Regions from separate parts of the Mus musculus genome. Here region 1 is linked to region 2. A link is a loop called in an ENCODE intact Hi-C map of the cell type or tissue named here. Cell type or tissue: heart. All regions are shown on one strand. Each heading gives the region's core, and the rest is flanking DNA. Links, peaks and the distances in the headings are about the cores only. Region 1 overlaps Hivep3 (human immunodeficiency virus type I enhancer binding protein 3). Region 2 holds the start of Hivep3 (human immunodeficiency virus type I enhancer binding protein 3).

The links. Peaks named below come from ENCODE experiments on the same cell type or tissue, not always from the same donor. Only the 100,000 strongest peaks of a DNase experiment are listed, where the experiment ranks them.
Region 1: a loop joins it to region 2, with 2.1 times the contacts of the local background. A loop is called at or near these places in 6 of 42 quality-filtered maps.

Annotation. Positions count from the first base shown.
Region 1 is chr4:119,904,412-119,920,104 of GRCm38, reverse strand. All of the region lies in intron 1 of Hivep3 (human immunodeficiency virus type I enhancer binding protein 3), which reads right to left. Among named protein-coding and RNA genes, the nearest start is that of Hivep3, 98 kb to the right of the region's middle. In heart, for the core only: no CTCF peak of the experiment used is centred there; DNase peaks (open chromatin) are centred at 8,554 and 8,814; H3K27me3 peaks cover 843 bases.
Region 2 is chr4:119,801,876-119,817,568 of GRCm38, reverse strand. It overlaps Hivep3 (human immunodeficiency virus type I enhancer binding protein 3), which reads right to left and starts at 2,891. Exons shown (of 9, transcript NM_010657.3): 1 at 2,779-2,891. In heart, for the core only: a CTCF peak has its summit at 8,120 (motif pointing right); a DNase peak (open chromatin) is centred at 4,578; H3K4me3 peaks cover 133 bases.

The DNA.
Region 1 (15,693 bases), core at 5,091-13,090, 100 kb before region 2:
TATTTCCAAAAGGAGAGGCCACAAGGAAAGGTCTGGGGACAACCCCTATCCCTGCCGTCGAAGGTCCCAGGCTGCTAATGGGATGGTCTTCTTGGGGGCTCGACATCCTGCCCCACCCTTGTTTCTATGTGGGCTTTGCAGCTGCCCCAAACATTCCTTTCCCGAGTTTCCCTGAGTTGATGGATGGTTCAAGACTTTAATCAGTTAACCAAGGCAATACCAATAACAGAGCGGAGAAGGATTGGTTCGACTAGAAAATCACATGTCTTAGGGTCCCAGCTCTCATATTTGGAGGCTGAAAGATAATTTCCAGCCAAGTGGAAATCACAAGTGCAGGTTGCCTACCCTGGAAGGGAGCTAGCGAGGAACACCTGGACATCAAAAGTGTCCGAGGCCTGGGGGCCTGACACCAATATCCCCCGATTTGTGACAATATAACATTTCAGATGCTGAGGCTGGAGAGATGGCTCAGAGGTTAAGAGCATTGACTGATCTTCCAGTGGTCCTGAGTTCATTTCCCAGCAACCACATGACTACCTATAATGAGATCTGGTGCCCTCTTCTGACCTGCTGGCATGCACACATGCAGGCAGAACACTGTACATACTAAATAAATAAATCTTTTAAAAAAACGTTTCAGAGGCTGGAAAACACTTCCATCCTACTGATCATACAGAGCCAAGAGAGTGCAAGAACCAAAAGATATCACCCACAAATGCCTCCTCCTGTGGACTGGGACCAGATCTTACGCTACAGATCAAAAGGTCAAATTATAAAGTACTTGAAGATGGTTCAGTGGGTACGATCATGGGGTCCTGAGTTAAAATCTCCAGCACTCATATAAAAAGAGAGGCACAGCTGCATGTGCCTGTAACCCCAGTGTTGGGAGCGGAGACAAGGCAGACGGCAGGAGAGTACTGGCCAGCCAGCTCAGCCTAGCTGAAATGGTGAACTTCTGATTCAGTGAGAGACTCTGTTCTAAAAGAATACATCAACAAGCCACAGGGAAAGTCACCTCTGCATGCTTGCACATGGGTGCATGCATCACACACCATGTGCTCACACCATACATATAACACCACATGGACACACGTACACACACACACAGCCACTCACACGCACTCAGGCACATACCTAAGGAGAGCAAATGACTAAAGCAAAGGACTCTAACTTTTAGAGAAAGCAGAGCAAAAAGTAGGGTCCTCCTAGGCAGTCCTTATCGCCATCCACGGTTATTTTACTTGCATGGCTTCCTAGAAGAGGAACTTAGGAGTAGAGCTGTACAACTATTTGATGCCTCTTGACAAAGCACACGCTAAACATGGGCTGTGTCCGGATGCTCACACCCTCCCCCATACATTCAGATTTAACAAGAATAGCAATGAAAGGAGCTTGCAAACATAGCAGATGAACGTCCACCTCGTTATTTTAACTTGCCTTTCTATTTGTTTATTTGTTTTTAAAAAATATCTCTATGTAGCTCAGGCTGGCCATTTAGATTGCCCACTTTCAAAGTCCCTCCTTCCTCAGCTCCCGCCCCCCCAGACTACTGGGATTATGAACCACCACGCCCAGGTTAGTTTGTTATTTTAGAAAAATTATTACCAGGCTTTTATATTTACTTACTTTTCCCCTTTTTTTGAGCATTGCTGGAAAGGCTGTTTAGACATTTTGTAATTTTTGGAATAATTTTAGAATTGTAGGAAAATCACAGAGAGGTCCCATAGTCCCACAACTCACATTTCCCTAATGTGACTCCAGGTTTTATTTGGATTTTGACATCTTTCCCACAGAAGTCTTCCTTCTATCCTGAAATCCAAGCCAGGGACTCGCACTACACCTAACTGTCTCTTTCCTGTCCCCTGGCTGGTCATGGACACCTTGGTGCATCTGAAGTGTCCTTGTGTGGTGTTGTGCAGGATGGTGTGATGTCCCAGTCTGGGCTAAGGACGCTTGAGAAGTGAAGACCCCTTCTCTTCCAGTTACTCTCAGGGACACAGGCCTAGAACTGGTGATGCTAACCTTGATCGTGGCTGAGGTGGTATCTGCCAGGATTCTCAGCTGTTATCAGGATTCTCAGCCAGGTTTTAAGAGGAGGAGCTTCGGGATCCGTCTGCTGGAAGGGGAATAGTGTGAGTATTCTCTAGATTCTGTATAGATCTGCTCTGCCTCCCTTAAGTATTCACTTATCCAGTTACTCAAAACAAGATACAAAAATACTGCTTTGCAAATAACAAATCTTATGATTTATCTTGAGCTCAAATCATCCAAGCGTGGAGTGGGCTTCCTTTTTCCATCGCGTTATCAGGCAGCTGGAAAGATGGCTCAGCTGCCTTTGCAGAGATGCGTTCCCAACATCTACACAATAGTTCACAACCATTGATACCCCGTTCCAGGGGCTATGACTTCCCTCTTCTGGCCTCTGGAGGTACTACATGCACATGGCATACAGACACATGGAGGCAAACACTCACATGCATAAAAATACATCTTTAAAGCAACAAAAACAAAACAAACAAACAGGCAGGTGAGGCACATCTATAATCACTGCAACTGAGCAGTGGGACGGAGGAGGGAAGATCAGAAGTTCGAGGTCATTCTCAGCCACAAAGTAGTGGTTCCCAGACCAGCCCGGGCTACATCAAACTCGGCTTCAGAAAATCTAATTAATAATGAATTAACTTTTTAAATGAAAGAGAACTTCGAGTAGGGAACTATTTGCAGTTTTAGAAGCCGGAGTGGAGAGATACCCAGTCACTGCAGCCAAAGGCATTCCTCTGGGGAAATCTGGCGTTTCTGCAAAAGCCTAGTAAAACAAAGGGGTTGTAATCAAAACAAATCTAGAAATATGTGAGTTGTATATTAGTCAGCATTCTGTTAGAGGATCCATAGAGTGAATAGGTCTTAAAAAGAGAATCGGTTAGGTTGGCTTACACAGTACAGCCTGGGTAGTCCAACAATGGCTCTCTGCACACTGGAGAGGTTGAGGACACAGGAGCTGCTCAGTCCACGGGGTTGGAAGACTGAGCTTTCCCACAGGTTGTGCTGAATGCCCACAGATCCCTGGAGAACCGATGATGTTCAGTTCACACAAGAAGGCTCAAGAATCAGGGTCCCAATGTCAGCGAAGGATGCCAGAAGCACTCACCAACAAAGAGGGGACGTGGGCAGGAAAAATAGTAACATTGTCCCCAGACATCCTCATATCTAAACTGCTGCTGGAAGGTGCTACCCACTCTAGGGAGGGTCTGTGTCTCAAGTAATCTTTACCAGAAATGCCCTCATAGATGCACATAAAGGTGTGCCTCTTAATTGACTATAGATCCCGTAAGTTGACACCCAAGATTAAATGGCAAGATTAAGTGAGTTCAGAGTCAGCACTGAGGTCAAGGGCCTCATAAGCTTTCTCATTTGTTTCCAGACAAGCCCTTTGCACAAGGGCTTCATCCTGGTGACCTGCAGGCATTCACTCTGATGTTTGCATGGAGAAACCCTTCCCTGTCTGTCACAGACACAGGGTACACTAAGCGTTTCTGTCCAGGACCGAGATGCTCTTTGCCCTTGTTTCCACAGAATGTGTCAGCCCCTCTCAAATCCTGCTCATCTTCCAAGACATAGCCTGCCCATCTTCCTAATGACATGTGCGTTTCCCATGCTTATTTAGCCATAGGTTCTTTGAGCCAAGTGACATCTAGAATACCTGTCTTCTGAATATCAAATCCAGGAAACGTTAGCCTCAGGATAGGCTGAACTCCACAAAAGTCTGCTAAAGCCATCCACTGTCTGCAGTCCACCTCCATTTTCTGGATCGTGGTGGTGGTGGTGGTGGTGGTGGTGACGACGACGACGACGACTATGATGCTATTGTCTCTCTCCTTTCTTTCTCCTGACACTCTCCAGCTATTGGCAGGTCCTTTAACAAGATAACTAACTGGTTGTGAACCTCAGTGGGTTTGTCTATAATGTTCCATCTTCTCCAGTGCTTGTCCCTGGTATCCTCTCAGGTCAGCTGCCTTAGGATGACGATGGCACACCAGTGTCTGTGTCCTGCAGCATGTGCCCCATGCCTTGCTAGCATTTTTCTGGATTATAAATGTGTGTTTCTTGCCTGTGCTCTCTCTGCAGCCTCCTATCAATTTCATGACAGGCTCCCATTTTCCTTCCACATATTTCTTCTATTTTTCAAACTTGTAAAATTTAGTTTTTGTTACTTGCAAAACAAAGAAAATCCCTCACCAACTTCATCACTCAGAAAAAGAAAAAGAAAATGGGGCTGGTGAGATGGCTCAGTGGGTAGGAGCACCAGACTGCTCTTCCGAAGGTCAGGAGTTCAAATCCCAGCAACCACATGATGGCTCACAACCATCCGTAACGAGATCTGACTCCCTCTTCTGGAGTGTCTGAGGACAGCTACAGTGTACTTACATATAATAAATAAATAAATCTTTAAAAAAAAAAGAAAAAAAAAGAAAAAAAAAAACAATTTAAGAGATGCTATGCTGAAAACAGCCAGGTCCGGTGGGCCAATTCTCACAAGATTCATGCTAGGAAGAATCGACAGAAACCTCCAGCTTGAACTGAGTGGTACCTGAGGAGGGCCACACAACCCTGTCCAGGGGCTGCCTGCATCAGTCTGGAGGGCATATGTCCTCATTCCTTCTGGCAGTTGTGCTCTGCAAACAGCTTCTCCCTAGCTCAGGGACAGCCAGGGACCCAGGCATTGGTGCCTGCACTGCTGATCCACTGCGTTCATAATGTGTCCACAGTAGCCATGTGCAGAGGCTTCCAGGAGGTTCATTTGCTCTCTCAAAGCAAAGAAAGGTTGGGATGAAGGGCTGAGCTGTCCCAGGTGCTGGTCAACAGGACTAAGGACTCCTTTACTCCACACATGGGCCTGCTTCTCTCCCCTGGAGCCCGAGTGGTCTTGAGTTTTGTTTTCTCTCAGAGAGTGCTATACCAGGTATGGCCATGCTGTAAGAGTCCTAGAAGCTTCACTGTCCTGGGAATCCTGAGCCCAGCACATTGTGGGGAAATCTGGTATGATGGCTGGTGGGTAAGAATCCATGTGGGGGTCACCAGGTGCTTCAGCTTGGAGCCAGCACCCAGACCGGACGCATGTGGGTGGGACTTTCTTCTTTGTCCAGTCCAGCTGAATGCAGCTGCGGGGTGAGTCTATCCTAGACCAGCAGAGCTATCAGCCAGATCTGGGAGCCATAAATGTCACAGCTTCAGCCTACTGAGTTTGGGACCATCTTCATGCGACACAAACGAATGAAGGGAAATAGAACACAAAGCCTAGCAGGGAGCTATTGAGAGGTCAGTGCTCTTAACCGCTAAGCCATCTCTCCGGCCCGGCATTTCTAATTTATGTTTAGGTAAATAAAGTTTGATGTTCCTCTCTGGTTCTGTAGGGAACCTACAGAAGCAAGGCAGCACCTACTTCACTAAGTCTGCAGAGCTCCCTGGGTGTTGTGGATACAAGGACCGAGGAGGCTACCACACAGAGGTAACAAGCATGACAGCATGGCTAAGGACACACTCTGAACGTGGTGGGTCAGAAGCCGAAGCACAGAAGCCTTGCTGTGGCCCCTGCCTGCCACTGAGCTCCACAGCAGCTGTTTGCAAAACAGAGCTGGCACTGGCTGCTGGAGGTGAGAGGCTGGGCTGGGCTGGGCTGGGCTAGGCTGGGCTGGGCCCTTTCTGCCTTCTCCGTGAAGTCCTGGGCAGTCCCTTCCCTGAAACAAGGAAGAGATTAGCTCCTTTGCTTCTGATCCTTTCCCCTCCCTTTCTCCTCCATTATCCAGCCCTGAACCGTGACTGGGCAAAAGAGACTATGATTAATGCAATCTGCACTCTCATAATTACCAGGTGGAGTTAAATGATGGCCCCAAAGAACTTAGAGCACAATGAAAGAGGGTTGGGAAAGAGGCAGTGCCATTTAGATTTTCCTGGGGTCAGAGGGGAGACTAAAGTCTGAAGGTGCAGGGAGCCTATCCTGAGCCCCTAAGGAGGCAGGGACTTCAGGAGGAGGAGGTGAAGAGAGGACTTAGTGCAGGGTAGGAGGATGAAGAAGGCATAATATGGGCTGGGAAGATGGTGGCATGGATAGAGGGCTTACTGTGCAAGTGTGGAGGCCAGGGTTCAAATCCCTAACGCTAATGTAAAAAGCTGGGCAGAGGTGGCAGCCGGGCAGCAGCCTGTGATCCCAGAGTTAGAGTTCAGAACGTGGAGAGAGATGATCACTGGGGCAAGCTGAGTAGCTAGACTTGTCTAATCAATGAGTCCTAGATGAGCATTAGCAAATAATGTAGGAAGTGATTGAAGAAGGCACTAAACTCTCCGTCAACAAAACTATACTTAGGCCTGCACACATGTGAGCCCAAAAGTATATGAATACAAACACACATCACACACTGTACGCACACATACATATACCACGCACACACCACCCACCACACACACACAAACATATCATATACATATATACTACACACATACATATGCACACCACACACACATACACACACCACACACATACACACCACACATATGCACACTACATGTATACCACACACACACACGCTACACATGCTACACACACACACACACCTCATATACATATACACTACACACATACATATGCACACCACCCACACACACACACACACACACACACACACACACACACACACTACACACATACCACATTACATACCACACACACCTATCACATACACACACCACACGTGTACACCACAGACACACACACACACACGTACACATGTACACACCTCACATAAAGGCACAATAGCAAGGAGCAAAAGTCCCCTCCCCTGCCACAGGTAATTCCTTGGGAATCATCACTCCCCTCCTCTCTGAGGTTTCCTCTGTCCTTCTTCCACAGTCTCCAGAGTGATGTCGTTCTTCCTGATCTGTCCTGTCCAGCCCCATCATGGCACTACACAGAGAACTAGAGCTACTGAGTCTTAAGAATGCTGCTAGAGTAGTGGATCTCAACCTGTGGGTCATGAACCTTTCCAGCCACTTATCGGCTATCCCACATAGCCAACGTTCACGTTACAGCTCATAAAAGTAGCAAAACTATACTTATGAAATAGCAACAAAATAATGTTATGGCCACTAGTCACCAGGACATGAGGAACGTATGAAGAGGTCCCAGCATTAGGAAGGTTGAGAACCACTGCTCTAGAGAGTGGCTGCAGAAACTCTAGCAAGAAGCTTGTATAGTGTGAGCATCAGCCATTGAGGAATATGCAATGAAACATCTCAGCTATCCATACTATAATGTGCTTGGAGCCCAGATGCAGGCTGAAACCACCCTAAGCTACCAAGGACATGAGAGAGCCAGCCCACAAGGACACCAATACTTCTAGAAGGTTTCTTTTTTGTTTTAATCTCAAAAGACAAAGAAAAGAGTTTAGAGACTCTGGTGTGGGTATGTCAGAGGGTAGAACAGGGGTGAGAGGCTGGGGGGGGGGCAGGTAAGGAGTTGGGAAATGCAGAAGAGACATCATGACCTAGACACCCCTTTGGGACCTGACCCTCTGGCTGCTCTGGGAGAAAGTGTCTATGAACTTAAGCCCTCCCTGCTCCTGGCTGGAGAGCTGGGTCACCTCCCTGTGAGTCACTCTGTCCTCTGACACAGGGCCACCACTTCCCTGGTCATTTAGGAAGTACCCAAGCAGCTTGGGAAAGCAGTAGCTAGAGACCACAAGTTCGTTCCCTTTCCACCCCTGCCGCCTCCCAAGCTCTTCTGTCCACTGCAACTTCACTCAAAATGAGGTGGGGGCAGGGAGGGAGAAGGAGGCTGTGGTCCAGGGCTCTACACTGAATCCATGGTCCTTGAGCCTCAGGCTCCTTATCAGTGAGAATGATCAATGATAATTTAAGAAAAAGTGGGTTGTAAAATTGTAAAAATTGACAGTCATTTAGAAAGTGCCAATTAGCGGGAGGTTTCTGACTTTCCTCTCTGACATCCTTCCAGACACCGATGGATCTCCTCTAAGGCCCAGCCTCGTGCTTTGCCTGGCCTTCCATTATGAAATATCCCTCTTTATGATGTGCAGCTAGTCTCTCAGGAATGGCAAGGGATCGAGGGCACCACGAGAAGGAGTACAACAGCCCGCACCATGCTCGCTGCCCACCTCGTGTGCCAGCCAGCGGGTGCCCAGACTGTGTGGATCCTGGCTCCCCTCTGGTCTTAGCGCAGAACAGAACTGACCCCAGGCAGAGATGTTGAGTCCACCTCCTTTTGGGCCAGGCCAGAGCTAGGGCAGACCCAGACGGTGACAACACCCGTTTTATAACAAACAGGAAACCAGTTCACCAACCTCAAAAATAGAACAGACAAAGCCCCCAAAATAGGAGGCTGGAGCGTGGGGCAGCTCAGGTTTCTCCACTTGCTTCCTGATGGGTCGCAGAGCATGTGTTGTTGTTTTCAATTTCGTGAGAAAAATGCCTGGGAGTGCCCTTATAGAGGTGACTTTGCGGAGTATGTGGGCTGAGACCAGGAGGTAGGCTACCCAATCAGGCTTCTTGACCTGCCCGGGTTCCACCTCCTCAGGCACTGGTCCAGCTACTGACAGTTCCAACCACAAGGGCCACAGAAGCCCTGACCCCTGTCTTGTCCCTGGCATGTAAATAGAGTGAGTCTCTCATATCCAGCATTATGTCTCCCTGTGGCCCCTTACCTGTGCAAAGTCATCTACCCTCAAACTGTTTTCACAAGTCCCCAGAGACCCACTGGGTCATGCCATCTAAGGACCACGCTGACAAGAGACAGCAGGCATGCCCTCCACTGGACCTTGACAAAGACATGGAGCCCGGCCCATGCTGTTTCCTTGGCCAAGAACACTCTTCTTTGGCAGCATTCCCTTAGAAGCATTCTTCCTGGAAGGCCATGATTACCTCAGCGATACCCTTCAGCACGGTGCCTCAGCATCCCCTGCTGTGTGTCAGCTCTCCGCAGCCTCTCAGTCTCTGCATCTAGTACACTTAGACCCCATGGATGAGATGACCGGCAAGTGACCAGCCTCTCCCTCTTGCTGTCATTGCTTAACCCAAATTGACTTATCATCTCTAGCAGGCTTATGTCTCGCCCTGCCCTGCCCCATGATTCTATTGTATTTTCCTTGATTTCCATGTCAACTTCCTTTTCCTTTCATATAGAATGCACCTTCTCACATCTCTATCAGGAATAAGGTAAGAAAAGCATGACCAAGCAAGCCACTCCCACTTAGACTGTACACACCTGACTTCTCCCCAGCCACTCTGCATGGGAAGGCTTCCCTCCCGGAGGTCCTCGAGGCTCTGTCTGCACCTTCCTGGGGAAGCACACAGTTCTGAACCTTATCTGTTTTCTTGCCATCTCCTCAATCATGGAGAAGGCTCTAGGTGAGGACTAATGGCTCATCTCTGCCACCCTCCATACTGGCCACCTCACTTCACCCCCATCTGCTTGGATAGCCATCAAGATGGCCTCAGAACAAGAAAGACATGATGGAGCAGAGCCAGAACACAGCAACATGTAGGATGGAGGCAGAACAGACCCCCCCCCCAGTGTCCAAAACTCATCCTGGACTCATTGTTATGGTCTTTCAGTCTGTGAAACACAGCTCCCACGTAAAAAAAACGGGAAAGGGAGAGAGAAGGAAATTGATTCCTTTAGGTCATCAAATAATTCACTGTGGAAGGCAGCTTCTTCTACACTATTTATGGCATTTTAAATGGCTCAATTCATAAAACTCAGTTCTTTAGAAAAATGCAGATGCATTCAACGGTGGCATCCTCTGATAGGCCAGTCAGAGCAAATGCTTTGCAGAACATAGCCAATCGAATCCTTATGTTCTTTTCTTTCTTCCAGTGCTAGAGATAGAACTCAGAGCCTTGATCATGCTAGGCAAGTACTCTACCACTGAACTGTACACCTCAGTCCCTAACTTACTTCCCATCCTTACACACACAAACATACACACATGCACCACATACCATACATACAAGTGCACACATACAACCCCCTTACATACACACCACACACATAAATATATACATATGCACACACATGTGCACACATAGACACACCACACATATAACCCCAAGCACACATGCACACACACACACACACACACACACACACATAACCCCAAACATACATACACATACACACATTTGTTAGAAAGTGGTGACAGCATAAAATGCAAGTGGAAGAACTAATTTTGTAAGAAGTTTCCAGAAGAAAAGGAGGCCAACTATCCTATCAAGCAAGGGCATACATCAACCATGAGGCCAGTCTCCCTCCCAGCCCTCTGGTGCTCATAGCATTAGAGTACATGGGATCTAAACTATGTAATATGCCCATTTGGGATCTGATTGGCCCGATGCTTTTAAACACCCCTAGTCTGATGCCAGGGGTGTAAAGGAAAGAGACAGTGGCATTTAACCTTAGACAAGTTTGGGATTCTTCACCTGAGCCTGTTCTCCCCTGTGTAGCCTAGAACGCAACAGCAGTTCCTCCCTCTTCTGCCGCTCCCCGGGATTACAATGAGGACAGAGATGGCACAAGAAGAAGGTTTGATTAAGTCATCTTGTCAGCCACAGAAGGCTTGAGAGAGGAGAGACCCCTTCAAGGAGGAGCCATGGCACTGTGGGAAAGGAAGGGGTCATCTCTTTCTAGGCTGTCTTGTTTTGGGCCTTCAGGTGCATGTGCGGAGGGACATCTGCTGGTTCCCAGATTCTAGTGCATTGTGGGATCCATGAGCAAAGGGTGACAGTCATGTAAGTAGGAGCAGCACACAGTGGGGGGACAGAGGGTGACAGTCATGTGAGCAGGAGCAGCACACAGTGGAGGGATGTGAGCAGGAGCAGCACACAGTGTGGGGGAGGAACACAAAGGGTGACCATCATGTGGGTAGGAGCAGCATACAGTGGGGGGGGGGACAGAGGGTGACAGTCATGTGAGCAGGAGCAGCACACAGTGGGGGGACACAGGAGAGCCCATGCCTCTCTTGGAGCTCACCTCGATCCCTTTCCAAAAGCTGCTCCTGTTTCCCAAACACCTCATTTTCCTACAGTCCCTAGCCAGGATCAGATGCTGTCTTCAGGGCTTTCCCACCTGTCCCCCTCTTACTGTGGATAGCCCAAACCTCAGATAACCCAGCTAGGGTCACTCCCCTGACTTTACTATGAGATAGACCATCCTAAAAACCCCCTGGCTGTTGTTTCCAACCCGACGCCATCCACCACCTCCTCTCTGAGAGAGGACACAGAGGTTGATCACTTTAGAGTTCACAGACTTGAGAATGAGTCCCTACAGTGCCACCCACACTTTTGGGGATCTTGGGCAAGTAGAAGAAAATCTCAGTTTTTCTCTGTGCTCCACGGGGAAGGGTGGCACTGGATCACATCACCTCACTCGGAGGCTGTAAGGAAGATGGAAGGCACGTGGTTCAACTGGCCTGGGCTGGGGCCTGAGTCAGTGGGACAGCTGTGCTTTCCTTCCAGAGTGCATCAGTGGGAGACAAGCCTACTGACAAGTGACGTCTCTATAGCACCTTCTCCTCCACCCCCACATGATGTCTCTTAGAATTGCAGAGTGCATCATCTCAGGGTCACTGGGGCTGTCCTAGACTACTGGGATGTCATTTGTTCTCTTCTGCCTACCCACCCATAACTGCCTCTCCTCTCTCTCTCTCTCTCTCTCTCTCTCTCTCTCTCTCTCTCTCTCTCTCTCTCTCTGCATACTGTTTTCTGTGCTCAGCTGCAGGATGGGTACGGTAGACCCTCTTCCCCATGGTGGGCAGATCTGTTCCATGACACCCACGGATGTCTGGCTTTCCTCTAGGCATATTACCACAGTACCAGAGCAGTTGGCCCTACTGCGTTTATGCCTTGCTGCCTCATCTCCATCACTACGCTCATAATCTGGGTCTGTTTTGGACCATGTAGAGACTGCCATATCCAGGGATCCACCCCATAATCAGCATCCAAACGCTGACACCATTGCATATACTAGCAAGATTTTATCGAAAGGACCCAGATGTAGCTCTCTCTTGTGAGACTATGCCGGGACCTAGCAAACACAGAAGTGGATGCTCACAGTCAGCTAATGGATGGATCACAGGGCTCCCAATGGAGGAGCTAGGGAAGGTGCCCAGGGAGCTAGGGGGAACTGCAGCCCTATGGGTGGAACAACATTATGAACTAGCCAGTACCCCGGAGCTCTTGACTCTAGCTGCATATGTATCAAAGGATGGCCTGGTCGGCCATCACTGGAAAGAGAGGCCCATTGGACACGCGGACTTTATATGCCCCAGTACAGGGGAACGCCAGGGCCAAGAGGGGGGAGTGGGTGGGTAGGGGAGTGGGGGTGGGTGGGTATGGGGGACTTTTGGTATAGCATTGGAAATGTAAATGAGCTAAATACCTAATAAAAAATGGAAAAAAAAAGAAAGTAAAATCAGAGTGACCTAAACCCAGCCCTGCAATGACCCAGTTGTTGGTCTGTTAAGGCCAGAGAGTAGGGACCATACCCTGCACGTATGGATACACTGGATGCAGCGAGGATTCGTGACCCAGGCAGGACAGAATGGAATGGCGAGAGATTTCACCAAGCTTCTCAGAACAGCATGCCATTTAAAATGAGTAAATTGTTTACTTCTAGAATTTTCCACCTAAAATTTCAGATTACAGTTGAACCAGGGGTAACTGAAACTAAAACTGGGTGGGGTGGGGGTGGGGAGGATACAACACTGCCCTATGACGTGTTTCCTAATTAAAAGTGGAATGTATCAATCAGAAAGCAGGGCTCCCAGCTTCCTTCTATCAGGCTGCCACAGCGCGGACTCATCCTGAATGACAGGTAAGAGAAAGAGACAGCATGGTTGGCATCCACAGGTAAGGGGGACAGAGGAAGGGACAATGGAGGGAGGGGGATGAAGGTTCCTTCATTGAGACACCATCCCTACAGAACACCACTGAGCCCCTGCTCTCAGGCACAGCAGCAAACAGCGAAGAGCAGAGACCGAAAGAGCCTGGTATCTCACCTGGGGCAAGGTGTGAGCCTCTATAGTCGAGTGTGAGAGGAGCTGATATTTTTAGTTGAAAAATAAACAGGAAAACCAAAGAAGGGCAATGAATCCTATCTGGAGGCGTGGTCTGGAAGGAATTCATGATGTCTGTGACCTGGGTCTGAACAGCGTGTTGGGGGGGACTGGTCAGGAGGTGATGGGGACAGACTGCAGGTGCAAAGGTGCTTGGGTGGGATGGGGAGGCTCCAGCTGCACAAGGCTGAGTAGGAGGGGGTACCCCCAAGGCCTCAGGTGTCTGCTTCACAACTCTACCCAGAATGATAGCTGCTCTAAGATCACAAAGGTCACAACCCTCATGCCAGCACCACACAGTCACAGGGCATTTGCAATGGTTTAGAGCATTTGGTTGACATTACTACTTTGAGTCCTCATGATAAGGATGAGGTGAGACTACTTGTCCTTTGGTATATATTGGAGATTGCCTCCAGGACCCGGAGGAACACAATCCACAGGTACTTCTAATCCCTTTCATAATGGCATAACATTTAAATATATCCACACAAGCCTCTCTGGTCTGTGAAATCATCTCTAGACGACTTCTCTCAAATGCTGAGCGCATGCTCTGTAAATGGCTATTGGACCGTCTCTTTTATGGAAGAAAGGGGGAGGAAAGCAAGTCTGTGCTGGTTCGGTATCAGTGTGACACCTCCACCCCACCTCTAACTATTGTCACCTGTGGTTGATTAGCTCTGACTACAGAATCTTTGGCCAGAGAGGGTCAGCTGAACTCTTGTTATCTTTGTTATATATGTGAAGGTACTAGGCCCAGTGAGAGCAGGCAATCTACTCATGATCCAAACCACAACCAAGGTAGAACTGGGCTTGAACTGTTCTTTCTGGTTACCCAGTGGTCCAGCTCCTCAGTCTCTACCTCACCCAGCTGCAATCACCCCCCCTGACCCTCACCAAACAGGGGTATATGTCTTTCCTAGTGTATCCCCCAAGCTGACCCTTGATGATCCCACCAAACTGACAGACTCTGGATGGGGAGAGAGACCACAGTTGAGTCTGGGCTGGGACCCAACAATTTGTTGACTCAATCAGGCAGATGTGGAAAAGGTGTTGTCATGGTGGCAAGGTTTCTATTCCAGGCGGCCAGGCCATAATTAAATGTCCTGACCCGCACACCTCCAATTACTGCACAAGAGCTGGTTTCCCGGCCAGTTAACTAGCAATTACAGAACCTTCCACCAAAATTCCAAAGCACTTAGTAAAGGTCACTTCTTTTATTTTTTTTCAGATTCGGGGGTAGAAGTGGGATGGGACTGTTGCCCAGATTACAAGTAACATCTATTATTTAAAACAGGTTTCTGCCCATAGCAAACTGGAACTGCAGCCCACAGGCTTCCGTGGTGACTGCTACAAGGACTCCTGTTTGTGGCATATTGCTGTAGGTCAGGTACTGTGTCGGGGGCTTCTGTGGGATACCACTCAGTTTTTACAAAACTGGAGAACTGAGTATTACTGCCTCCATTTTATAAAGGAATACGCATGGTCATAGAGCCACGCCTGGAGGATTTTGAATTTGTACTCGGTCTATTTGCCTCAGAACAATAGGCTCTTCTATTAGCATGAATTAAAGCTAAGACATCTAGTCTGAAGCTCAGAATGAGGCTGATTCTATGCTGTTCAAGGGCTATTGAGAAGTCTTAACATTCTTTGATTCTGGCTAATCCTTGATTGACTGGTGTGAGGGTCTTGTCCAGCCTCTGTAATGATCACCATGTTAGGGCAATGAGTCTTTTCCTTTGATTGTTGAGATAGACTTTTATATTAATAAGAGAGACTTGGGATGGATTAAAGACTCTAAGGCCTAGGAAAAGAAATAACAGGTACCAAAGATACCGTCCATACATTTCTACTTACCCTACAATGTTCCTGCCAAATATTACAAATCAATAGTAATTGGACCAGGTCCTTTCTCGATGCAGGTGTTTCTTCTCATGGACTGAAGTAGACCAGGAGATGCAGGTGCTCCTCCCCCATCCTTCTCACTGGTGCATGGCAACTGTAATTCCTACATGCAAATGTCTGCTGTGTGACTTGACACATGATTATTTCCTAATTTATGGATTTATGTTTTATAAAAACATCAAGTCAAACAGAATTTGAAAGTCTATCTAACCCACTCTTACAAACAGACTAAATGCCACTCTAGTCAGAATTACCCATGGAAATTTAGAGTATAGGGTTAATTATGAGTGCATCCTCCAGGGCTTGTACAGTAGATCCTCAACAAGCTTACAGGAGATGAGCTTGCTGGGGTTGGTGGGGAGGGTGGAAGCGAGAGACTAGGGAGAGGAGGGGCTCGGAGGACAAACCGCCAACATCACCAGCCCACCAGTGTTCACACCTGTCCCAAGCCTATAAATTAGTCTTCAAGTGCCTTGTTCCAGAGGAGAAGTGTCCAAACAATATGCTCATCTGGTGAGGAGGAACTGCAGTGTGCACACCAGATGCATGTGGGTGCATCTCCCTACACCACAGCCAGGCTAACTTATTCCGGCTCCAGTGTTCAGGACCAAAAGCCAGCCACAAGCATTTCACAGCCAGGTCTCACCCTATGCTTCACAGACAGTCTCCCAGC
Region 2 (15,693 bases), core at 3,691-11,690:
TTATTATATTTATTATTACTGATGTTTGGTTAAAAAAACTTCCCTAACCCTTTTGCCCAGCTTTAATGATTTCTCCAGATTTTCTAAGTGCATTTAGCAAGGCGCTTAGAATTTTAAATTAAATGCTGAGTCCTGAAAGAGGGTCTGAAATTCGCACCAACAATAGAATCAGGGTGAAGTTCACACCCACAGCCTGGTGATGGCTGTCTCTCTGCTTTACACCTCACGGCTGTGCAGTCCAGACTGGGTGGCACCTACAATGCCTCCCAGCTGCAGAGCTCAGGGTACTTTCTGATCTATCTCATCCTCTTCTCAAAGTTCTAGTCCTTCCACCAGTGCTACAGACGAAGAGCAGAGCTGCTTGCTCAGGGAGCCAGGTTCCCTGCCCTGCCTGTCCTGGTACAGTTAGGGAGTGGTAAAATGTGCCCTGGGTAGTAGACTGGAAACCGGTCTGTCAGGGCCTAGGGGAATAAGTAAATAAATAAATAAATAAATAAAACCCTGAAAGACACCAAGGAACTTGCTGAGCAGGAAGAAAGACAAGTTGAAAGCTATCTAGTTGTCACACAGCTTTCTTAATGTTATCTTCCATCAAGTTGAATCTTGGAATCTGCCAGGACTTCAGACTAAATGTATCTCCTCTTGCCTGAACCTTTCACACACTAAATGCCTCCCTGGCTCATTTGGCAGGGGTCCAAGAGCAGCTTACACTTCTGCACTCTGAGGAGGGTGGCCACTGCTGTAATACAATGGGCGGAGACAGCTTGACAATAGTGCCAATTGAGTACATCTTGATCTACAGAGCGCACAGTAGCAGTTAGCCTTTAAAGCAACAACGCTCCCATCACCCCCGCCCCCACCAGCCAACTGCTGTACCAGAGTCTTGAGGACCAGAAAATAATTTTAGCCTTAGGAGGTCAGATGTAGTCACCAGTTTAACAAACCTGCCCACCAGCCCCAGGAGGAACAGATAAGGAACATGATCTCGGTCTCTATATTAAGAGCTCTGTGGACTGTGGGTACTTTACAGAGTTGGGTGGAAGGGAGAACTAAACTCTCCTGCCTGCAGAGCTCCTCACAGGACAGCTATCCTCCTACCTTGTAAAACCTCCAATATTGCAATGCAAGGATGGAAAGGGCATCCAGCTCCCAAGGCTGCACTCAAGCAGATCCACCAACATGGGGCTCGCTCCACCCCAGAGAAAAACTCTCCACAGCGAGCAGGACAGACTTTTCTTTGGCCCTTCCTCTGGAGGCACCTAAGTGGCTACCCTAGACCCAGTGTCCTTTATCCTCTTGAGTTAGGAACCTGAGGGCCCCGCAGAGGTGGCTATATCCTTCTCCATGAACAGAGAGGGGTGAGATTACAACACAAAGTTCAGACAAGCATCACCTGGGCAGAAATCAGTGGGAAAGTTTGAGATCAACACCAACCCAATTCTGAGACCTCTGTCCTCAAGCAAGAATCCTGCTCTTTGCCTGTGTTCTTGACCCTCAAATTGTTCAAATGATTCTTCCTTGTCCCCACATGCTTCCTGCTGTCATCCCACACATAATTACATAAAGACATTATAAACAACAAAAGCACCCAACTTGAGTGCAGAGGGCTGATGCTAGTATTTGGGCACTGGGTCTGATCATTAGTTGGGATTACATAATTACATAAACATGGGTTGGAGAACACTTCTGTAGAGGTTAGTTCAACAAATGCCTTGTTCTCATTCTCCCATCCCTCCACTCCCCACCCCCACCCCAACAACAGAAGGCAAGCCTGGGTTAAAAAAAAAAAAATCAAAACATGCCTGATATCTCCGGGGCACCTGGCTACCGCCTTGCAAAACCAAAGGCTGCCAGAACTTTTGAGATGCAAAGCACAAAGAGGACCACAGTACCACTCCTCTAAGCCAGCAGGCTCTTGTGCAAACATTGTCCCCAAAGTTCAAGGGCAGGTCAAGCCACAGAAAGGGTCCTGACCCTGACAAGCAGTATAAACCAAACCAGCCAGCTTCAAGGAAGTCCATACAGATCTCTGAGTTCCTCTACTCCACTACTTCTGTCCCAGCCACCAGTCTGGTTGCCCATCACCTCCCCAGGGGCCGTTTGTCACCAGCAGTGTTCCCATTTTAAAATATGGTGAAATGTGGGACATCTAGGAAGGGGCACCTGCTTTATTAGTGACAGGGCAAGACATTCCCCCAACCCCCACTCCCACTTCAGTTTGGTGTGGTGTAGTGTGCTTTGGGGAGAGGACTGACAAGGTGTGATTCTCCCCTCACCCCCCACCCACCCCCGTGGAATCGTTTTCAGGGGGTGGCAGGATTGCGAGCAGGGAGAAAAATCTCTCCCTTCGGTCCTGGCACCCAGCATCAGACCAAAATGATCCTTCTACCAAGCACTTAATAGACATCTCTGGGGCCTGACCCTTCCTAGAGCAGCAGCCTGGCCCAGGAGCCAGGTCTGCAGCGCAACGCAGCCGAGCTATCGCGGGGGGCGCGCGGCGCGCACAGGGTTACAGCCCAGCCACGGCTGCGAGTGATTGACGCGCGGGGGTCACTTGAGGTTCGCGCTCCCCCAGCCAGGCCGAGCGCGCAGACCACCGCGCACACTGTGGCCACCCTGCCAGCCCCGCCACCCAGACACCTGGCGTGAGAAAGGCAGCGACAAAATGGAATCCCAGCACTGTGGCACTTCCCGGTGGCGGCCGCGGGAGAAAACACAATCAGGGAAAAATAAAGCGCAAGGAATCCATCCGCGGAATAAAAACCCAGAGTCCCCTACCTTCAGCCTTGGGGTAGCAAGCTGGTCCTGTGTGTTCTCTGACCCACGGATCCAGCACCCTTCTTCAATTATTCCGGTCAGTCGGGATATTGTGCATTTTTTTTCATAAACACCTGTTTCAAGTAAGGGGTAAAGACCTTATTGAAGGAATTGCTCTTAAGAAATAACCTGTGCGTATGTCTGTCCATCCAGGCGTGCATGCGTGTTTGTATACACACATATGCACACGGAATACTCATGTACACTGGAGCACCAAACTAGGCAGGGGGATAATGGGAGAGTCGGCTGGTGGTGAGCATGCTCGCGCCGGGAACAGATCCACCCTCTGTTATTCCTCTGAATAAATATAAATCACGATCAGAAACCCAAACAGAAGCATCCCTCTTGAATTCCTGCTGGAAACACGGAATAAATTCAGCCCGCAGACACAGAATCTAATCAGCAGCTGCTTTCTGAATCCAGAGCCAACCCATGCCCCGCTTGTCTTTTCCACTAGGAGTCCAGACCTTTTTTTTTTTTTTTTTTAAGGGGTTTTAACCTTTTAAAGATACAGTACACCAATTATCACTTGAATAGCATGGCTGGGAATACTGAAAGAAGGCAGGCAGCACCAGGCCTATTGCCACACAGGGCAAATAGCAGGCAGTAACAATGTTCATTGACATCCATATATCTGCACACATGGATAATACATTACATGGTGGGAGAAACATATGCAAATACAGGATATATGCGAAGCACATGTTTGTTGCATGATGGGCTTCCCAATGATGAATAGCACTGCACATGAACACTTCTAAACATTCATGTTTAATAGGTCAGACTCTCGGCAGACTTTTCAAAACAGGGGTCACCCCTCTGGGGTCCCTTATTGCTCCTGAAGGGCCAGAGTGTCACTGCTGAAGGCAGTGAAGTGTCTACTGAAGCTCACCCTCCACCTCCAGCTTAATCCCAGAGCATGCCTCCCTGCCCTGCCCTGCCCCGCCCCGCCCCGCCCCGCCCCGCCCCGCCCCGCCCTGCCCTGCCCCGCCCTGCCCTGCCCTGCCCTGCCCTGCCCTGCCCTGCCCTGCCCAAGTCTCAGGGAACTGAAAGGTGTTCCCAGCCCACAGGATGGTTCTGGCACCATTTCTGATCCACCTTGAGATTCAGCCCCAGTTCCCGTTCTAGGACAGGTTTTCTTCTACTTACATCGGAAATTGAAACTGCCACCTGGGCTTTGGTATTTGACTATTCTGATCTGGCTCCTCTTTACATTTTTGTTAGCAAGGTTTCATTGCTGTCATTGTTCTGTTTTTAACTTTTTTGGGGGGGGCGGGGTCTGGGGGGGGGAGGTTGGAACAAAGTTGAGCATGAAGGTTGAACAACAGTGCAGGGAGATAAACCACCCCCAGCCTAAACTGTGCATGCCAACTACTTCAGCCACCCAGATGGCATCTAATCCAGTTTTGTTTTAGCTTTTAAAGAGGTACCACTGAGAAAAAACAAAAAGTAACTTTACTCTTACTTGAAAGGAAGAGCCTTATTTCAAGCCAAGAGCCCCAGAGGATCATCCCGGGCATGCTACCTGCCTCCTGCTCCTGACCATCAGCAGGCTCCTCCATCACTCTGTGCCTAGGGCCACTCTAGGACAGGTCCCTCCAGCTCTAGCCCCAGCTCTCATTTCCTCTTCTGGTCCTGCCAGGCAGACCACTGAAACCCATGCCTGGCTCTCTCTTACCTAGCCCTGTTTGCCTCACCCTCCCAGCCAAAACCAGCCCCCTCCCCTCCCAGACTCTTTAGAGAAAATTATCATATTTCATGTGTCATCGTCCTGGCTAGCTGAGTCTGTCACTGATTGGTTGGGCACTGGCAGCCGGAAATGTCACCAGCCACACAGCATGGAGCTAGCTCTCCTGTGGCTACCACAGACCTGAGCTTAGGAGGCTTGGTGACAAGGCACAGACCTACCACAGGGAGCCTGTCACTCTTCTCAAAGCCTCTCTTCTACCCAGACCTGGGGAGGGGGGGGGTGCAAAGGAGGCAGGAGTGTCTGCCACTGTGGTGTTAAAGGAAGAGGAGCCGCATGTTGTGAAAAAATGAAAGATGTCTCTATCCCTGGTGAAAGATCCAGGAAGAGTTCCTGACGAAAGCATTCTTTCTTCACATTAAAAAATCAGGAAGACTCGAGAAAACAATTTTTATTTTCTGCTGCTCCTCTCCCTCTAACACTACAGCATCAAGCAAGAATCATAATATGGTCAAGCTGTCAGGAATTCAGAAGGAGATTTGGGCCCTCTCCAAATCTCTTTTAAGGGCCCAGCTCTCAATTGCCCCTGCTTGGCCTTCATGCACTCTGAAGCCCACAGCTTTTTAAGACTCAGTTGTCTTTGTAGAGACCCACAGGAGCCTTGTCTTCTGCAGATTTAAAGCAACTCAGCTCCACACTTCAGTCATACCTCATCCTGTTCTCTGCCAATGCTAAGCCCCATCTCTCTAGCTAGAAGCTCTAGACTCCTCCCCTAATTCCACATATAGGCCATTGGTTTGGTGAATGATAAAGGGGGCTCCTATGTTTTCTTGTTCATTACCCCCCCCCAAAAAACCACTTATGTGACCAAAATGTCAGTGGTCCTAGTGGAAACCAAAGGATTGTACCATCAAGATGTAGGCATTTGAAAGAGTAAAAGATTCAGAGTCGTGAGGTGCGGGGCAGGAAAGTTTGTGAAGATTCTGCACAGACCTTGAAGAAGTCATTGCATAGGTTCCCAGGAAAGGGTCCTAGAAGGTTCAGGCTCAGAAGATGGAGGCTGGAGGACGTTTATGGGTATAAAGAAATGCAGAGACAGATCAGGTCATGGGGAGCAAGACCAGCTCACTAAAGACAGAATGGCTAGAAACGGAAGCTTTTTCAGAGCTTCTTTGCAAATTGGGAATTTTGTTCCTGATATAAGTAGGAACTAAAAATGAGGAGGAGCAGGCAGGGTAGGTAGCAGCTCCCTTGGAGGCCACTAAAAATACTCCACATATGCACACAGGAACACACACACACACACACACACACACACACACACACACACACACACACACACGAAGGATAAAAGACTTCAGTAACCAGATAAAGCACAGAGCATGTGCAAAGGGGTTGGGATTACCCAGCAGGAGTTCTGAAGGAATAGCAGCACCAAGGAGAAGCAGAAACACAGAAGCAAAAGGCTGTCCCCTTCAGCTGAAGAGTTGGATGCAGGTCACAAGGTGTGCTGGCAGCAGCGTTGTTGAGCAAGCAAACACATTCAGAGATGCAGAACCCCAAGAGCAAAGAGACACAACCACAAACGTACTCAGAAGGGAGAAGGAGCTGACTGCGTAAAAGAAATAAACTCAGAATGACTTTCTGGTCCCCTTCTAAAATGCGGCTCACAGATACACCCGCACAATGCTTACTGGGGACTCCAAAGAAATGCACTGAAACCACACTAGCTGTCACACTAGCATTGCCCTCTGTGTGACGATAAAATAGAGACAGGGCATCACTGGCATACCCTTTATTAAGAAAAGCTTCTGTAGGTAACTTGAAGATCTCTGCTTAAGCAAGGGTGAAAACAGGCCAGGAAAATGAACTCACACAAAGAGAGGTTATTATGTAAGAAATGTAATGTGGAATGAAGCCAGGTAAAATGTAAAGTCGAGTACAGAATTGACAGCACATAATTATTAAACATTTTGAGAAATGAGAGTCAAATGATTTAAATATGTAGTATTCCCTCTCTTCTGTAACATCACCTGCTACCGATTTCATCACTTACCTATAAAAGAACAGAGAGAGAGACACAGAGAGGGAGAGGCAGACAGACAGACAGACAGACAGACAGACTTTCCAGTTTACAAAGTTTTGATAGAGTATTTGGTTCTAAGTTGTTCTATTTTCTTATTGGTTATTATTACTAACATTCTACAGTGTCCAGTCTACCTTCTTACCTACTAGCCACCACCTATTTGTTTTTAAAATACAAGTCCCAGAATTAAACTTATATATTAATAAAACTGAGAAATGTTCAATGGAGATACAGAAGCAGATTCACAATAATAACGATAATGATGATGATGATGATGATAAACAAGACTGAAAGGATCATTTTTGTAGGGTAGACAATTCCAGAATGGCTCTTCTTCCAAATACCACGTTAAAGTAACAGTAAGGACGGAGGTTGTTGATGATGGATGTTTGTTTAGAGATGGTATCTTGCTATGTAGCCCAGGCTAGCCTTAAGCTTCAGTTCTTCCCTCCTTGGCATCCTGAGTGCTGAGTAATGCTGGTGTACATAACGTACCCAGTACAGCTGAAATACCCAACGAGAAAGAAAGCAGGAGAAGGGCCACTGGCCGGGAAACCAGAAAAGGAAGAAGAGGCTTATTTGCCAGTTAGAAATACATAACACTTCAGTGTTACAATAACCAAAAGAGCCTCACACTGCAGAACCTGCAAAACAGGCTGGTGGACTGAATATGGCCAAGAAACAATTTGACTATAGTTTGTCATGTGAAGGTAAGACATGAAGGCTGAATTTTAAATCCGTAGAACAAAGAAATCATTATCCAGTAACATAATAATAGTATTTGTCTATGGCTTGTTGAAAAGAATTATTTCCTTTAACCCATGCCTTATTTAAAATCTTTTTTCAGAAAAAGAGACCTCAAAAGATAGATAGATATTATAGTTTACTTGATGCCATAAAGTTATTTTCTAATAGTGTAAAGAAAATCTGAGGTCATCCAGTCTATGCAAAATCGCATTGGGAAAGGCTAAACAATGCCCCCCACAGATATGTGCTACCTAACGCCTGGAAAATGAGCCTTACCTTAATACAAATGATGTGAATAAATTAGTACTCTGGATATGGGAAGGTTATTCTAAACAAACTAGGAGAACTCTGCTTGGAATCACAACGATCTTTTGTAAGAGACAGGAAGCAGGCAGAGAAGTCATGGGATTACAGAGGTCAGGATCAGAGGGATGCAGCCAGGCCAGGACAAGTCAGAAGCCATCAAATGTAGGAAAAAGCAAGAACAGAATCCACACACACACCTGACCCCCCCCCCCCCATCCCCCTCAAGCCTCTGGAGGGAGCTTAGCACTGTCCCTGTCAACGCTTGCTTACCACCCAGTGAAACGGACTGAAGACTTCAGATGTCCAAATTACGAGCAGGTGAACATGTCATCTGACGGCATCAAGTTCACGGTATTCAGTCACAGACTATGAAACCCACCGCAGTGAGAACTGCAGGGATTCCAGTAAGTGTTCCCTCTTACTGGGTGCCAGGCACTACTCCAGGATTTACATATCCAAGACATTTAATTTGTACACAAGGGGGCAGTAGGGAGTAGCTGTGGCTAAGGCTACTGTAACCTGGGTTATATTGCTTTCTCAGTTGTCAAGCAGAGGTGTTGTGGCTTGAACAGGGAAATGTGCCTTCCAGAATCATGCTTTGAACACTCACCCCAGTTTCTGGTGCTACTGAGGAAAAGGGGTGGTGCTGAAGAGCCTTAGGTCCTAAAGTTTAGGAGGTAAGTCCTAGCTGGCTGAAGTAGGCCACTAGAGAGGGGACTCTGAGGGTGTGGTCCCTAGTTCTGGCCACTCTGTTTCCTTGTCTGCCATAATGGGTCTCTGCCACACACCCCCGCTGCCATGAATCCCACCATGCCTTCTCTGCTGTGATGGACTGTACCCTTCCAAACCATAAGCAAAACAAAACAAAACCTTTCATCTAATAAGTTGTTTCTGTCAGAAATTTTGTTAATAAATAATAATAAATAAAATCAGCTAATATGAGACATAATGGTGACACCTACCTCCTGGCGCTGTGGAGAATAAACTGAGGCTAGCTATATAACATGCCTGATTATAGGTTCTCAAGTGAAAAGCAATAACTAGAAAGCCCTTGAATATTCAGCACTCTGGTCTGCCTTCTAGAACTTTCTCTTACCAATTCTCCTTCTTCTCTCTTGATACAAACAAGATTTGAGTCACTCCTAATCACCAAAATATTCCTCAACTATTCGAGAATGCTGATCAAGTCCTCGGGAATGTGAGCTGGTCCAGGCTGAGATGCCTCTGGTCATCATCTTTGGCTCACCTGCATTTCTCCGTACATTCACCAGCTCCCTGGAACACAGACTCCTACATTCTAGATGTGACCACCATGCTTCTACTAAGCATATATACACAAACTACAGCCCTTGGGACAGCCTGATTTGGACAATTCACATGATAAGTGTGCATTTGACATTATGGAAGGATCATAAAAGTATAAACACAGGGGAAAATTGTGACAAATACCGTATGTGACTGGTCAAAACTAAATGTTTGCTGTTTTGTTCTTTGTTCTGGGAAAGCTAGCTATCTCATTCTAGAGACTTCTATATTTCTCTCAGTACAATACACAGTTGCTCAGGTTTTTCTGGGAGTAAGACTACATTGATGTGCATGCTGGCTTTATTTCAAGCCTGCTAAAGTTCCATCAGCATACATTCTTCTCCTCCCATCTTAGTAGTAACTCAGCTATTCACCACCTAAGACTACATTTCTCAGCATTCCTTGTAGGTGTGTCCTGGGGACAGGCTTTAGCTCTGAGTTGCAAGCTCATGTACACTGAGTAGTTTTCTGATCAGTCCTTGAAGGGAAAGATCACACTCTCCCTCCAATTCTCTTTCCTGTTCTCTGGAATGCAGGCTTGGACTTCATGTGGATGAGACTGACTAAGCAGGAAGACAAAGGACCCTGGGTCTGTGGTGCTAACATTCTATACAGTCTTGGTTATCCTCAGTCTCGAAGAAGGAAAGTAATCTTTAGTTTATAAAGTTCTTTCAAGTCCTTGGGACAACAATTGAATCTGGGGATGAAAGCAATACAATTATATTGCTCTTTATATCTGTCTATCTATCTATTGATTGATCAATCTGTTTGGTTTTCTATCTATCTATCTATCTATCTATCTATCTATCTATCTATCTATCTATCTGTAATTACTGCTACTGAGTCACACTCTTTCCTGGTCTACACTCACACCATAACCTTACATTTACTTATCCCACTTACACATTATATTGTAAGAATAAACCCATCATTTTGCCCTGACAACTGGGACCTAATTCTGTTGCCCTAAGTGCGTACTATCCTTTCTAGTTTCATAACGTTCTTCAAAGGGCAGTTCAGTTGCCAGGCTCACTAACCCACTCAGCAGAACAGCTGATTAAGATTGAGTACAATGCAGTGAGGAGGACTGCTGTGTCAGTGTGTGCAGGAAGGAAGTGACAAGTCAAAACCAAGAGGCAAGTGGAGGAGGAGGAGGAGGAGGAGGAGGAGGAGGAGGAGGAGGAGGAGGAGGAGGAGGAGGAGGAGGAGAATGGAGAGGAGGAGGGAGAGGAGGAGGGAGAGGAAGAGGAGGGAGAGGAAGAGGAGGGAGAGGAAGAAGAAGAGCAAACTTTCTATGATCCAGTCTTCACACTGACAGCCTCCTCATTGCTAGCTCATTTATTAAATATTTTGACCATTCAATTGCTTTAGATTGAGTATAGGTTTAGGTTTTGAGGGTAGGCATGTACATATGTGTACATGACATGCATTTGTACAAGTGTGTGTGCACACATGTGTGTGAAGGCCAAAGGACAACTTTGGGTGTCATTGATCAGATGCTGGTACCTGTTTTATGGTCTAGAACTCATTGAGTAGGCTAAGCCTGATTGCCCTAGGGACCCCCTCCCCAGTCTCCTTCTCCCTAGCTCACTGCAATCAAAAGCATCATCAGGACTGTCTTAGTTGGGGTTTCACTGCTGTGAAGAAAAACTATAACTGAGGCAACTCTTATAAGGAACAACATTTAGTTGGAGGTAGTTTACAGTCTCAGAGGTCCAGCCCATTAACATCATGAAGCACTGCAGTGTGCAGGTAGACAAGGTGCTGTAAACAAATGGAGCTGAGAGTTCTGCATCTTGGTCATACTACAGCCAGACTGTCTCTGGCCAGACTTAAGCGTATATGTGAGATCTCAAAGTCCACTTCCTCTAACAAGGCCACACCTCCTCCAACAAGGCCACACCTCCTAATGTTGCCACTTCCCATGGGCAAAGCATATTCAAATCACCACAAGGATCCACCTTTGTTGGCTTCCCATGTGGACTGAAAACCAGCAGCTCTCCAGGAACCACTCAGGCCTTCAGTGCCAACAGGGCTTTGGAGGTATCCAGGCTTATAGCCGACCTCCCCCAGTTCTCATCTCCTAAGAGGGAGACAGACATTGCTAGTTTCTCCAGTTCATATCATGTTCCAGTCTATGGAGTTTTCTTTCATAATATATATTAATCCACCAGTTCTGTTTGTCTAGAGCAGTGATTCTCAACATGTGGTGTATGAACCCTTAAGCAAACCTATATCTCTGAAAATATTTACATTACAATTCATAACAATAGTAAAATTTCAGTTATGAAATAGCAACAAAAATAAATTTATGGTTGGGGTCAGCACAACATGAGGAACTGTATTAAAGGGTTGCAGCATTAGGAAGGTTGAGAACCACTGCTCCAGAGAACCCTGACTAGTACAGACAGCATACAGTCTATACTTAACACAGATTGAAAACTCTGTGGAGTGTTAGGGGGAGACAGACACTTTCAAGTTTCTACAGGAGGAACCCGGCATCTTACTCACGTTCCATGACCAATTCTGACAATCCCAGTAAAGAACTAGTGCAGGCCTCAGCTTTAGAAAGCCACAGCCCCCTTATAAAATGTCACTAGACCCAATATCAACTAGACAGATACCAAGATCTCACACCATGGATTCAGTGTACCAAAAGCATAGCCTGAATGCACTCAGCAGGGCACAGAACAAGAAAAGGAGCTAACAGTCCAAAGCCTGGGTGTTTCTAGAGCACCAACTCAAAGGCAGACAGTTTGCTCAGCAAGTGACTCATAAGGTCTAACTTTGCTTATTTCACCCATCTAGTGAGACCCCACTTCGAGTATCCCATGCATAGCAGTCATGTTTCAGAGCGCCTCTGCTGTACTGAGACAGGCAACCTGGCTCCTGATAAGTTTGTGGTCCCTGGCTAAGCCAAGCTTGTGTGTGTGTGTTGGGGTGGGTGAGGTTCTTTTGTGATGACCACTGTCCATCCCAAAATTCTACAGACAGATGCTCGGCCATGGCTACAGAGGACTCTATAGCACCACAGGAGCAGGGTGTGAAATTTCAGTCATACTGAAATAACAACATTAACAATGCCGTAACAAGGAAAGGTCATGAATAAACACTGCAAATTCATGTAACTTATCGTGGGGGATCAAAACCTAGCATGCCTTTAGGGACCAAGCACATAACTAAAATGCACATAACAGGAGTAAGCAAAGCCTGTGTATACTGAATTTAAAAGAGGCAGAAAGTTCTGTTAGTTAAGAATAGTGGAGTCAGATGGTGGGATGTGGGCCTGCATAGCTAACTCCAATGATCAGTCAACAAAAGGAGGGGAGGGGGGGGGCTCATCTCTCAATTGGAAAGACAAAGAGAGTACACTTTTTTTAAAATGCTTGTAGAGACATATTAATTTTTAAAACAATGTTTAAAAAAGAGAGCATGCAGAAATCAGGATGTCTCTAAATGAATGGGGCAGCTGACTTGATCACAGTATTTCTCAAACTGCAGTCCTAGGAGCAGAGTCATGGGAGTGCCCAGGAACTGCAAGCTGGTCCTGTAGATCATGACAGCCCCCCAGGAGACAAGGTGGCCTCTGCCTCTTTCATCAGGGCCTATTTTATCTAAAGTTCACCCAGCTCTTTCATCATTTTTAATTCATACAAGATTTCTACAAAGAGTCTTATATACCCTTCCCCTAGAGTGCCTCATTGTTAGCATCCTCTGTAACCACAATAACAATCAAAATCAAGAAAGTGGTGCTGACTGGCGCAACACCTCTAACTGAATGGCGGGGTTTTCTCTAATGCTTACATAAGAGGAAATGTCTGACAAGCATGTATACAAAACAAAGCTACATTACAGCTTATCTTCCAGGCATCAGTGATGCCACTCTGGGCTGCTGCTCCTCCTCTGTCTCCTGGGACCTGTATTACCACTCAACCTTGGCTCTGAAGCCTCTTGTCCTTCTGAATAGCCTTGCTTAGGTTTTGTGGGCTGTCCCCCGTTTGGACTTTTCTGGCACTTACTCATGATTAAATTGTACTCAGGAGTCTGGGGCAGGACTAGTATAGAAGTGCTGTGTCCCGTAAGAAATAAAATAGGATGATGACGGCTCCTTTTAAAATAAAAGTGTCTTGAGTCAGCTTAGGTCAAATTACTGATAAACAGAAACATTGCACACCTGTCATAACCGCTCTCCCAACTGCCGAACTCTCCTACCCAAAGTACCTTAGAGTAGATTCCTGGCAGCCACGCTTGCCCTCTGACCCACAGACATGACAAGGGCATGTGCCTGATGAGCTATGAAACAAACAAGGTGTAATGTGGAGAGATGAGCCCAGACAGTTTTGTTAAAAGACAAAGTCCTTTAGGGATGAGTGACACCATGTAAGATTGTACCCCGCTGATTCCTCAGCTGGTGAGAAAGGGAAGAAGGGACTTACACTGAAACAATAAAGGCTTAGCCGGTACACCTGGCATTCTAGGCCAATGCCCAGCTTCACGAGGTGGTAGAGAAACTTCCCGAACCCCACTCTCCTGAGCTGTCAGTACTCTTAGTATAAAACGATGACCCATATTTCCCACTCTGTATCAATATACCGTCACCATGTCTGTTCGTCTTATCATTGGCCATGCCAACCTTGGTGGCATCTGCTAGGTTTCTCCACTGAGAAGTGTCTCATTCTCTCTGTCATTGAGTATTTTCAGGGAATCTCAAATGTCTGGTGATTGCTCACCCAGTAATTTGGGCATTTGTGTGGTGAGCTGTCTGCAGTAAATACGGCCAGCTGTAGCATCCTGAAGGTGATTTCCCCTCCCCGCCCTTCTCTCTCCCCCTCCTTCCTCTGTATTAGCCATCAGGATTCTTCATCAAGGAGGACCCTCATTTTCCTCCCATGGAACATGGCGGCTGTTCAGTACTTTTTAATCATGACAGATTCATGAATTTTGTTCTTTAAGTTATGACCTAGCACGTCCTTATTTAATTTTGATTCAAATTCTTCCCATCTAGGCCATGGGCAGCTCTTTCAAACTGGCTCCTGTACTCAGCCTGTTCCTACCGGTGGCAGTCAGCACTGCCTTACTTTCCGGTACAATGAGATAGTCGGGGCCTTTCCGTGTCTTCTGCACGCAATTCTACAGTGATTTTTCTAGTTTTTAACAGACATATCCTGAATGTTAGAGTTAGAATTATAAAATCAAATACTTAATTTGATTTTGAGGTGTTATTATAAAGGCATCTAAGTTTCAAATATAAAGAAATTTATATTAACAATATAAATTTGGGACTGGGAGATGGCTCAGTGGCTAAAGCACTGGCTGCTCTTCGAGAGGACCCAGGTTCGGTTCCCAGCACCTACAATGGCAGCTCACAACCATCTATAACTCCAGTCCCTGGGAATCCAACACCCTTTTCTGGCCTCCAAGGACAATGTACACAAATGGTGCACAGGCAAAACACTCACACACATAGAATGAAAAAATATTTTTAAAGAAATATGACTGACTTTATCATCTATCACCTAAACTTATTAATCCTAGGACTTTTAAATATATAAGTTCTTTGTCAAACAGTCTGCTGATAGATGTGGTTTTATTTATACTTTTTCTAATCTTTATACATTTAATCCCCTCTCTTGTCACAGTGTATTGATTTTGGATAGGTATTAGGGGAGAGAACAGTGTTTAGTCTTTGACTATTAGGTCTATTGTTAGGAGTGAGCTTTTTCCTTGCTTGTTTGCTTGCCTGCCTGCCTGCCATCCTTTGTAAATACCTTTTTTTTTTTTTTTGGTGGTGGGGGGGTTCGAGACAGGGTTTCTCTGTGTAGCCCTGGCTGTCCTGGAACTCACTCTGTAGACCAGGCTGGCCTCAAACTCAGAAATCTGCCTGCCTCTGCCTCCCAAGTGCTGGGATTAAAGGCGTGCACCACCATGCCCGGCCTGTAAATACCTCTTACAAGACCAAGAAAGTCCCCTTCTTAATCCTTCTCTGCTGTGAATTCTAACCATGAATTAACATTGACGTTTCCAAGTGTTTTTCTAAGAACACGGAAATAATCATATGGTTTTTCTTCCTTGGTTCTGTACACATGTAAAATTACTTAGATTTCCCAGCCCTGAACTATCTTTGAGTCCCAAGGATAAACCCCACTTAGCATTTATGTATATTAAACATATGTAGATACACTATTATTAGGTTTGACTTAGTAATATGTATGTATAAAAGGATGTATATACATACAAATAAGAGTTCTACATTTCATTTTAAATAAAGATCTTTGCATTATATTTGCTTCTTTATGTTTTGGGGAGCATACATATTCCACAGCATGCATGTGGAAGTCAGAGAACGACTTTTAAAAATCAGTTATCTTCTTCCATCATGTAGGTTCTTGGGATTGAACTCAAGTCATCCAGGCCAGGGAGCAAGCCCCTTTATCAACCGAGCCATCTCAATGGCCCAAAGTTTTACTTATAAACATTCTCTTGAGGATTTTTGTATGTATCACCATGAGGGATACTGGACTATAATTTTCTTCACCTGTATTTACTTTGACAGACTTGTGTATTAGAGAAATTCTGGTCTCATAAAATAAAATGAAAAATAGTCTTCTCTCTCTTTTTGAAAACATTATATGCAATTAAGATTCATTAAATATTTGGTAGAATTTGTTACTGAAACCATCTGTTCCATGAGTTTTCTTTAAGGAGAAAGTTTTAAATCTATAAATTTCAGTTCCAGGACATACAG